Regions from separate parts of the Homo sapiens genome. Here region 2 is linked to region 1. Evidence: chromatin contacts called from ENCODE Hi-C or POLR2A ChIA-PET data. All regions are on one chromosome and are shown on one strand. Each heading gives the region's core, a stretch centred on a gene start or an enhancer-like site at or near the end of the contact. The rest is flanking DNA. Distances are from core to core; before and after follow the strand shown. Region 1 holds the start of RDUR (RIG-I dependent antiviral response regulator RNA). Region 2 has its middle 99 kb from the start of RDUR.

The links. Hi-C counts contacts between places; a loop is a spot of excess contacts on that map. ChIA-PET counts read pairs that join two places held with the same protein, here RNA polymerase II (POLR2A). Pooled maps may share reads with other maps.
Region 2: a map of B cell shows a loop between it and region 1 (2.7-fold over the local background). The contact joins the enhancer-like site here to the promoter of RDUR in region 1. A Hi-C loop is called at or near these places in 3 of 168 maps with a recorded cell type or tissue (B cell, GM12878 and PC-3), 32 of 37 single-sample maps with no recorded cell type and 13 of 50 pooled maps. POLR2A ChIA-PET finds 5 or more read pairs at or near these places in 6 of 52 experiments (B cell, GM12878, RWPE1 and 3 more).

Annotation. Positions count from the first base shown.
Region 1 is chr3:101,938,698-101,944,689 of GRCh38, forward strand. It overlaps RDUR (RIG-I dependent antiviral response regulator RNA), which reads left to right and starts at 2,162. Exons shown (of 4, transcript NR_026934.1): 1 at 2,162-2,328.
Region 2 is chr3:102,037,248-102,042,891 of GRCh38, forward strand. No RefSeq gene overlaps it. Among named protein-coding and RNA genes, the nearest start is that of RDUR, 99 kb to the left of the region's middle. Within about 2 kb of position 1,529, at least 4 of the 41 ENCODE cell types and tissues checked have a DNase peak (open chromatin) inside an H3K27ac peak, as active enhancers do; they include B cell and GM12878, where a contact is called at or near this core.

The sequences.
Region 1 (5,992 bases), core at 912-3,411:
TCTTAACCCCTTGTAATATGGTTTCTACCTTTACCCCTCTATGAAACCACCTTCTGGAAAATCACTGAGAGTTTAGTTTCATATCCAACAAATCTAATGGACTTGTCTCAGTCCTCATTCTCCCTGTTGTCTCTGCAGAAATTTCAGTTTGTTGAATGTTCTCCTTCTATAGCCTCTGTGATACCATAGCCTGCTGGTTCTTTTATCTTTCTGGAAACTTCTCTTCCACCTCCTTCACTAGCTGCTTTTTCTTTCTACTGCTCCATAAATAAAATAAAATCTTCTCCACATTCTTTGCCTCATGTGACTTCTTATCTACTCACATTGCTTTACACATGAATTTCTTCAATCTTTTTTCCCTTCATCTCAAAATCTTTCTCCTGATGATTCTAAAATCTAGCAATTTCCAATTGCTGTTAAGACTTTCTTACTTAGGTAACCAGCCAGGATTTTAAACTCAGTGTATCTAAAATGAAGCCCATTAACTTATGTTCATCAAACTCCAAACTCCAACTGATTGTCTCTATTTTGTTTTTATAAATGACACCACTATTAATGAATCATCTTTCACAACTCACAAGTAATTTTTTATTCGTCCTTACTTCTCACACCCTGTGCCTACTAAATTATGGAGTAAGGAAGATTCTATAGGCTTTGTGGTACACAGGGTGGGAAGAGCATCTATTTTGCTGTCAGATAAGTCTGAGTTCAGATCATGGTTTTGCTACTTACTACCCTTTTGGTCTTGAGCCAGTTAGTTAAGCTCACCAGAGTCTTGATATCCTTATGTATAAAGCAGGGAATATAACATTCCCTACCTAGCCAATTGAGAGGATTGGATGAGAGCTGCACATTTTATGTGGAGTCCTAAATAAATACTGATCTCATTCTTTTCCCTAATCGTGGTTATGCCTCTCATACTCACTTTTCTTTTCCATTAAATGGAATAATATGCATCAAGGACCTCATGCAGTTCCTGAAATGCAGATGCTCATTCCACGTTTTTTTTCTCCTTTCTTCCTTCCGTTGTGGCCTGCTCAGTTCAGGACTGTGTTGCTTCTTGTCTGGACAATTGTTGCGGCTCCCGACATGGCTCTTGCTCCTGCTTCAGACATTTGGATTCACCGCATTCACTGCTGGTTGGTTTTTCTTCCTCATGTGTGCTCTGATTAGGACACCCTTCTGCTCAGAAGACTTCACTTATTCATCATTTCCAAGAAAATGAAGTAGGAAAACATGTGGACCAAGTTATCTTAGAGACATATGTGCCATGACTTTCTTACATGTGAGGTCTATTTTGGCCAAGTGGTACCATTCACTGTTCCTTCAACATGTCCTTACTTTTCTATTCTATTAACTTTCCTCCTGGGTCTAGGATTGACAACGATGCAGTCTCAATCTTTGAAATCTATTTCTACCATGATGCTTTCCCTGATTCTTTAAACATATGGGATTTCTCTCTGCTTTGGCCCCCAAAAGACTTTGCACCTCTCATGTTCACCTTAGTTCTCATTTTAGTGGTTATTTATTTACTTGTTCACACTTACCCATTCCTCCCTTCATGATACAATAAGGTTTTGAGCCTGTGTCTAATTAATATATCTATATTTTTAAGTAGCTAGTCTTGCAGGCCCTGAAAACCTTTTGGTTCAATTAAAATAGTTTAACTTTGATATACAGACCTATGCTTGAAAGTGAAAGTCTTATAGACAACAGAACCACTGTTTATGAGAAGAGAAAGAGAAAAGATAAGAGGAATAATAAGAAAAAAGGGCAGCTTCCTTGGGTTATGAGGTAATTATTGGAATTCGGTCAGAAAAGTAAGAAATAGAAATAAGTACGTGTCCCAAGAGAAGCAGCAATACCTAGGATTATGCTGACAGAGTGAGGGGGATTTAAAAGCAGTCTCCATTCTAATGCTTTTTAAATTCTCGGCATAGTGTAATGATTACTATTCCAAAACAGAAGATATGTTGGCAAACTGCCCTGTATTTGAAAATAGAGGAAATGCCCTGGAAAGAATGAGATGTGGTAAAGAGAGGAAATGACAATGTACTGAAAAGACTGGGCTGTAAGTCATCACAGCGGCGCCCTGAAACCCGATATGTCAGGCAAGCTGGTGGGATCCTGGGATCCCTCATGTAACGGCACTCATTCTGACAGAAGCAGAGATAAAACAGACTAAGTACACAGAGGAGTTTAAGGTTTCGTGAATGTAAGTGCTGAGTACAGAATGGTGCTCAATAAAAGCTTGTTAATTGATGGACCACAGGTTTGTGACAAGACTTCTCAGAGTCTGATTCTTTCAAGGTGGGATATAAGAGTAAGGTAAGCACCTCAGAAAATGCCTGGGGCAGGTCACTCAGTGTTGCTGGGACTGATGGTGTTGGCTTGGCTTGACTAGGATTTAATAATACAGATGTGCCTCAACTTATGAAGGAGTTAAGTCCCGATAAACCCATAGCAAACTTGAAATACCATGAGTTCAAAATGCATTTAATACACCTAACTGACTGAACATTATCGATTAGCCTGGCCTACCTTACTCATGCTCTGAACACTTACATTAGCCTACAGTTGGGCAAAATAATCTAACACAAAGCCTATTTTATAATAAAGTATTGAATATTACATGTACTTTATTGACTACTGCACTGAAAGTGAAAAACAGAATGATTGCATAGGTATGCAATCATTGAAGTATGGTTTCTACTGAACGCATGTTGCTTTCACACCATTGTTAAGTCGAACTAACACAAATCTTGGACGGTTTGTAGTCATATCTTACCCTTACATAAGCCACTTATTTCACAAACTTAAATCATAAGTAAGAACTTGGATATCATCCAAGAAGGCCTTTGAGTAGCCAAATTAAGTCCGATTAAAAAAGTTCTTTAAGATGAAAAATAGCAGTTTAACCCTGACCAGTCGTTTCTTCTGGTTAAGACAGCACACATCTATATGGTTGACAAAGTTTCATTTCATTATAAACTTGTCTAAAAAGAATAGTATTCAAAACACATTTTTAAGCATAACATAGAGCATTTACTGCTCCATTAGACACACTTTGAAAATCAGAAGGCAATCTCTGAGATGGTGTGGTTTTGGTGAATTCTGCTTAAGTTGCTTGGCATTCAGGTTTTGTGAGGGCTTGGGCTGTGATCGTCATCCCTCCAACAGCTTTGTGTGTCTGAGATTGAATATATACCCATAACTCAGGGAAAATTTGTTTACTCATCATTTTATCATCAAATACACCATTATAAGTTTAGCAAGCAAAGACCAAGAAAAAGGTTAAATTAATATTGATGTTTTAATTTAAATGCAAGATAAAAAAAATCTGGTTAACTTTATTCTCCTAAACAGTTGTTGATGCTTTTTGAACTCTAAAAATGAATTATTTGAAATGATGCCTTTAAAGCTTTCCTTTCTCTATTTCACTTTAGTTTCTACAAGTATATAGGCTTCTCTTTCTAAGAAGATTCAGAAATTATCTTTGAGGAAAACTTCAAGAAATTTCTTTTTGGCCTCTTAAACTGGGCTTTTCATTGAATTCTGGTGCTCTTTGTTAAAATTTGCATGATTGGTTTTTAAATAATTCTGCTAGCATCGTGGTCTCATACAATTATTATTCCAGGATTAACGAGAGTCACAAAACTTTTATTAAATATCCAAAATACTAAGAAAATCACTTTCAATCAGCATGTGAGAACAGCCTATGATTGCCTTCTGCTGATTTACTGCTTGTTTGGCATGTTTGGCAGGATATTGCAATCTTGCTTTCCACTACCAGGTTCATGTGGGAAAACTTAGGAACTGCTCCATAACTGTCACATCTGTCGCCGATTTCAGATTTTTCTGAATTTCCCTCATTATCTTCTGTATTTTCACTGGTTTCAAGTTTGCTCATCAAACTTCCTGTTTTTAACCACTGATCCATGCTCCCAGTTGAAAATGTAATTTGAAACTATTCACATAAAAAAGTTAAATGCAGTATAACTTTACAACATTAAAAAAACCTCAGAATTTGGGCTTATTTTGTGTTATGGAAGAATTCACTGTGTTTAGAGAATTAAGCATAAGTATGTATTTGTAACAAAAAGTATCTGGTCTCATAAACTGCAGTGATAATTTAACTGATCTGTGGGAATTGGGTGTGTGTCCATGCAAAAGTTTAAAAAAAACTCACTGTTTTTTTTTTAAATTGTATTTTATTTTTACATTAACAGATAAAATCCCAACTTTTTTATTTTATTTATTTATTTATTTATTTATTTTAGATGTGGTCTGTCTCTGTTGCCCAGGCTGGCCTCGAACTCCTGGGCTTAAACAATCCTGCCTTTCTCCTGAGTAGCAGGGACTACAGGTGTGGCCATGGCCATGTTTTTATTAATAACTACACCATTGATCTTAATGAGACAGATGAGACAGACTCATTAAAAGAAACCCAACTGTAAAGTCTCTGTGGAATTGCCCAGAGATTATGTAACCTGATAGACTAGCACTCTTCCTGCCAGGTAGTGATATTACCATAACCTATTCTCGTAGATATGTTTTCAGGTTTTCTTACTGTAAGAGTCATGTTTATACTATATGATGTGGTCCACTGTGATTGGAGCAGAGGTGATAACTTGATTGGCCTGGATCAATCAGATACTCTTCTATAATTAGGGAATTGGAACTAAAACCTTCTAGTTTAGTCTAGTTACATTTTATGGTAGTCAGAATGCTAAGATGTCCCTAATCTCACTGTAGCTGGATATGATGCTAACCTGCAGCTACTTTAGAAAAGAAATATTGGTGGATAACACTCCTTTAATACCCTCTGAGACATGCAGAAAAATCTGCTCCTTTGCAAAATATGCACTGACTACTATGTCTTTTTGGGTTCTTGTATCTACTTTTTGTGCTTTTCTGACTTGGAACTTTTAGCTCTCACTTCTTGTTGCCATTTTGGTGTTTATCCAAGAGGTGAAGAATAGTCATGAGTCTCTCCAGTTCTGCCCATTCTGGGTCCATACTTTCTATACTGGACTTTCTGAGCTTTTTAATTGAAGGTATACCACAAAGACATCTGATTATTGACAGCATACTGCATACTGATTTTCCAACCTACCTTGGCAGAGTTGGAGCCTTGCTTACTTTTAGTTCAGTTGAGATAATACTGGAATCTTCCAAAAGAAACTTTGACAAAAACTAGGGATGGAGTTTGGTGGGAGTGGAGGGGTGGGATGGTGGAAAAGCATAGAAATCAATGAATTCCTGTAGGGCAGGGTTCTGATCTGTACTTTATGTCCAGTCAAGATTCAGTTTGGCTAGGACAGCTTTAGGGCAGGTAGCCTCTTGTTCCTGGACTAACTTTAAACTTCTCTGTATTGGGCATATATATTTGAATGAGCACAAAATTTTTTCTTCTACAGAAGAAAAAAAGGTAAGTGGGATGTCATCAAAATTTAAAGTTTTGTGCTTCAAATAACATCAAGAATGTAAAAAGACAACAAATGGAATGAGAGAAAATATTTAGAAAGCATATCTCTAATAAGGAATTTGTATTCAGAATATATAAAGAACTTTTACAATTAACAATAAAAGACAAATAATTCAATTTAAAATTGGGAGATAAATTGCATAGACGTTTCTCCAAAGAGTTACGAATGGTGACTCAGGACATGAAAAGACACTTAACATTGTTAGACATTAAGGAAATGCAAATCAAAACCACTATAACACTCTCATCCATTAGGATGGCTAAAACAGAAAAAAATCAAACACCAGACAATAACAATGTGTGTCAGCATGCATGTTTTTTTTTTTTTTTTCTGGACTGCTTTTTTTTTTCTTTTTCTTTAATAACACTCTGTGTAATTGAGCCACATGAAGCATTAGTTATGTTTGGGTTTCATTGCCATAGCACTTTTCAGCTTATTATGACTTTTACCATGTATTATGTGCCTCATTGATCTTTACAACCACGTAAGGTTGGTGAAATAGT
Region 2 (5,644 bases), core at 279-2,778, 98 kb after region 1:
TGGTGGGATTACAGGCATGAGACATTGTGCTCAGCCTGCCTTTGATAATATTTTCATTATTTGAGTTTGTGAAATCTAACTTCATTCTTCTTTTGAAAACGGAGACCTTAATTTGCTTTTCGTCAGTTACCTGGCACAGCTAGCCTTCTCTGCATTTCTTTAAAGATTCTTGAGATTCTTTCCTGTCTCACTCTCTCAAAGAAAATAAGTATAAGTGAATTACCACTAAGTACAAAGAACATTAAATTTAAACTTGCATGTTTCTAATGGGAATTACCATTTCCAAAGCAATGAGTGTGTGTGACTGTGTGTTTATGTTCATGTCAACATAAATATGTGTTTATGTTGGAGAAAAGTTTACGGCAGAAGAAGGTACCAGTGGCTTACTTTTATTCTCCCATGGTGTCTGAGGACCAGGAAAGAGTTAGAGAAACAAGCCTCCATAAACGCAACATATGGAGTTAGAACCTCACTATGTTGAGCTTGCTTTTAACTTTATTTTCTACTTCTAGTTCTTATTGGCCAGAGTATAGGCTTTTAATGGGGAAGACTTATAGACCGAAAGAAATCAAGAATCTGCTGCCTTCATAGAACTCATTTCTACATTGCAAATCCTGAGTATGTTGACTTCAAGACCAATTAAAACAAAACCAAATTAAATAAACAAAAACAGCTCCAAACGCCAATGGTTATTTCAGACCACAGAGGGGTAAATAAAAGCTTGAATGCTTAAAACCATTGGTTTTGATAAAAGTTATTAGAATTGATGATGCCTCTGCCAAAAATTCACAGTGCCATTGGCTGATATGGCTTTCCCCCCAATTAAAGCTTTCATCTTTAAATGATCTGTGAATAGACAAGACCACATAGTTTATACTTGTTGAAAATGCTACCACATTCCCTTTTTTTTTGGACAAGGTCCTGCTCTGTGGCCCAGACTGGAGTGCAGTGGTATGACCATAGCTCACTGCAGCCTTGAACTCCTAGGCTCATGAGATTTCTTCATCGGCCTCCAGAGTAGCTAGGACTACAGGCCCAAACTAGCACACTGGGCTAATTTTTAAGTTTTTTTTTTTTCTAGAGAGAGTGTCTCACTATGGTGCCCAGACTGGTCTTAAACTCTTGGCCCCAAGATATCCTCACCTCAGCCCTCAGCCTCCCAAAGTGTTGGGATTACAGGCATGAACCACCATGCTTAGCCCCACATTTCTTTTTTCTTTCTTTGTTTCTTTTTTTTTTTTTTTTTTTAACCTTTGTAAGCTTGACATTGTAAAGATTCTTCTAAATTAAGCTATGAGGTTTGCTATTTTGGGCACCCTTCTCGGCAAGCCCATGCCTTGTGACATTACTTCTGCTTTGTTTACCAATAGTGTGTGTCAGGGCTGCTGGTTGTGGCAAACTCAGCCACAAGAGAAGAAGCTGAGAGAACTTTATCTCTCTCACTTGAAGGCACCAACATACTGGAAGGGGAATCTGGAAGATCCGGTGGTCATAAGACATATCATTTATGCATGGTAACTTCTCTCCTAATGAAGTTTAGCAACTAAGATTGTTTCTGGTTTCAGTCTGAAAGAAGGTTCCTATTCATGAAGTACTTCTTGTGTGAAACGGCACACAGTCATCATTTACTTCACAGCTGAACTTTGGTATGAGCTGCTTAACTGCTTTCTTTGACAATAGTTTTTAACCTATTTGCATATTTCCATCAGATTAATCTTTCCAAATCATGGTTCTGATTGTCAGGATAATGATGTATCTACAACTCCTGCCCAAGATAGAATTTCCTTCCTTCCTTCCTTCTTTCCTTCTTTCCTTCCTTCCTTCCTTCCTTCCTTCCTCCCTTCCTCCCTGTCTTTTCTTTCTTTCTTGGAGTCTTGCTTCTTTGCCTAGGCTGGAGTGCAGTGGTGTGATCTCAGCTCACTGCAACCTCTGCCTGCCAGGTTCAAGTGATTCTCCCACCTCAGCCTCTCAAGTAGCTGGGACTACAGGTGCATGCCACCATGCCTGGCTAATTTTTGTATTTTTAATAGAGATGGGGGTTTCACCATGTTGGCTAGATTGGTCCTGAACTCTTGACTTCAAGTGATCTGTCTGCCTTGGCCTCTCAAAGTGCTGAGATTATAGTCTTGAGCCACCACACCAGGCAGAATTTGCTTTCTATCTGGAAGAGTGAAGGAAAAAAAATCATATTTCTACTTTATCATCATTGAATATTTTCTTAATTGGAAAAAGCCTTACAGATAAATATTACTCCTTGGCAAAGAAAGCAATTGCCATTATAATACATCTTCGGGAGAGGGATATCCAAACTAATACTCAATTTACCAGGTAATCTCAAATTTTGTTCAGTTGACATTTGTTGAAATTATTTTACTATTGTCTACTTCATGTTTTCAGTCTGGCACAGAGGAATCACAGTATAAACACAATGTAGATTATATGTACAACTGAACAACAGATGTTAGGTAAACTTGTATTTTCAACATTCCATAAAGTTATCCTGAGATAACCATTTTTTAAAAATTAAAATTATTATAGTATGTAGTCTATTCACTTGTGACATAAAGAGCTAGTGCTCACCAAACATTGTATGTGTTTCCATTTATTTTCTAGCCTCTTTTGCCTTTCAGTTGGGGCCACATGCCTAGTTCTGGCCAGTGAATAATAAGTGGAAGAGGGGGCGGTTCCAAGATGGCCAAGTAGGAACAGTTCCAGTCTACAGCTCCCAGCACGAGCAATGCAGAAGACAGATGATTTCTGCATTTCCAACTGAGGTACCAGGTTCATCTCACTGGGGATTGTCAGACAGTGGGTGCAGGACAGTGGGTGCAGTGCACCAAGTGTGAGCCGAAGCAGTGTGAGGCATTGCCTCACCCGGGAAGCACAAGGGGTCAGGGAATTCCCTTTCCTAGCCAAGAAAAGGGGTGACAGACGGCACCTGGAAAATCAGGTCACTCCCACCCATATACTGCACTTTTCCGATGGTCTTAGCAAATGGCACACCAGGAGATTATATCCCGCACCTAGCTTGGAGGGTCCTATGGCCACGAAGCCTCGCTTGTTGCTAGCACAGCAGTCTGAGATCAAACTACAAGGCGGCAGTGAGGCTGGGGGAGGGGAACACGCCATTGCTGAGGCTTGAGCAGGTAAACAAAGTGGCCAGGAAGCTTGAACTGGGTGGAGCCCACCGCAGCTCAAGGAGGCCTGCTTGCCTCTGCAGACTCCACCTCTGGGGGCAGGGCATAGCCAAACAAAAGGCAGCAGAAACCTCTGCAGACTTAAATGTCCCTGTCTGACAGCTTGGAAGACAGTAGTGGTTCTCCCAGCATGCAGCTTGAGATCTGAGAATGGACAGACTGCCTCCTCAAGTGGGTCCCTGACTCCTGAGTAGCCTAACTGGGAGGCACTCCCCAGTAGGGGCAGACTGACACCTCACATGGCTGGGTACCTCTCTGAGACAAAACTTCCAGAGGAACGATCAGCCAGCAACATTTGCTGTTCACCAATATTCACTGATCTGCAGCCTCCACTGCTGATACCCAGGCAAACAGGGTCTGGAGTGGACCTCTAGCAAACTCCAATGGACCTGCAACTGAGGTTTCTGACTGTTAGAAGGAAAACTAACCAACAGAGAGGACATCCACACCAAAACCCCATCTGTACATCACCATCATCAAAGACCAAAGGTAGATAAAACCACAAAGATGGGGAAAAAACAGAGCAGAAAAACTGAAAATTGTAAAAATCAGAGCACCTCTCCTCCTCCAAAGGAACGCAGCTCCTCACCAGCAATGGAACAAAGCTGGATGGAGAGTGACTTTGACGAGTTGAGAGAAGAAGGCTTTAGATGATCAAACTACTCTGAGCTAAAGGAGGAAGTTCGAACTCATTGCAAAGAAGTTAAAAACCTTGAAAAAAAATTAGACGAATGGCTAACTAGAATAACCAATGCAGATAATTCCTTAAAGGTCCTGATGGAGCTGAAAACCATGGCACGAGAAATACATGATGAATGCACAAGCCTCAGTAGCCGATTCGATCAACTGGAAGAAAGGATATCAGTGATGGAAGATGAAATGAATGAAATGAAGCAAGAAGAGAAGTTTAGAGAAAAAAGAATAAAAAGAAATCAACAAAGCCTCCAAGAAATATGGGACTATGTGAAAAGAGCAAATCTACGTCAGATTGGTGTACGTGAAAGTGACAGGGAGAATGGAACAAAGTTGGAAAACAGTCTGCAGGATATTATCCAGGAGAACTTCCCCAATCTAGCAAGGCAGGCCAACATTCAAATTTAGGAAATACAGAGAATGCCACAAAGATACTCCTTGAGAAGAGCAACTCCAAGACACATAATTGTCAGATTCACCAAGGTTGAAATGAAGGAAAAAATGTTAAGTGCAGCCAGAGAGAAAGGTCAGGTTACCCACAAAGGGAAGCCCATCAGACTAACAGCTGATCTCTTAGCAGAAACTCTACAAGCCAGAAGAGAGTGGGGGCCAATATTCAACATTCTTAAAGGAAAGAATTTTGAAGCCAGAATTTCATATCCAGCCAAACTAAGCTTCATAAGTGAAGGAGAAATAAAATCCTTTACAGACAAGCAAATGCTGAGAGATTTTGTCACCACCAGGCTTGCCCTAAAAGAGCTCCTGAAGGAAGCACTAAACATGGAAAGGAACAACCAGCAAAAGCCACTGCAAAAACATGCCAAATTGTAAAGACCATCAAGGCTAGGAAGAAACTGCATCAACTAATGAGCAAAATAACCAGCTAACATCATAATGACAGGATCAAATTCACACATAACAATATTAACCTTAAATGTAAATGGGCTAAATGCTCCAATTAAAAGACACAGACTGGCAAATTGGTTAAAAAGTCAAGACCCATCAGTGCGCTGTATCCAGGAAACCCATCTCACATGCAGAGACCCACGTAGGCTCAAAATAAAGGGATGGAGGAAGATCTACCAAGCAAATGGAAAACAAAAAAAGGCAGGTGTTGCAATCCTAGTCTCTGATAAAACAGACTTTAAACCAACAAAGATCAAAAGAGACAAAGAAGGCCATTACATAATGGAAAAGGGATCAATTCAACAAGAAGAGCTAACTATCCTAAATATGTATGCACCCAATATAGGAGCACCCAGATTCATAAAGCAAGTCCTTAGTGACCTACAAAGAGACTTAGACTCCCACACAATAATAATGGGAGACTTTAACACCCCGCTGTCAACATTAGACAGATCAAAGAGACAGAAAGTTAACAAGGATATCCAGGAATTGAACTCAGCTCTGCACCAAGCGGACCTAATAGACATCTACAGAACTCTCTACCCCAAATCAAAAGAATACACATTCTTCTCAGCACCACACCGCACTTATTCCAAAATTGACCACATAGTTGGAAGTAAAGCTCTCCTCAGCAAATGTAAAAGAACAGAAATTATAACAAACTATCTCTCAGACCACAGTGCAATCAAACTAGAACTCAGGATTAAGAATCTCACTCAAAACCACTCGACTACATGGAAACTGAACAACCTGCTCCGGAATGACCACTGGGTACATAATGAAATGAAGGCAGAAATAAAGATGTTCTTTGAAACCAATGAGAACAAAGACACAACATACCAGAATCT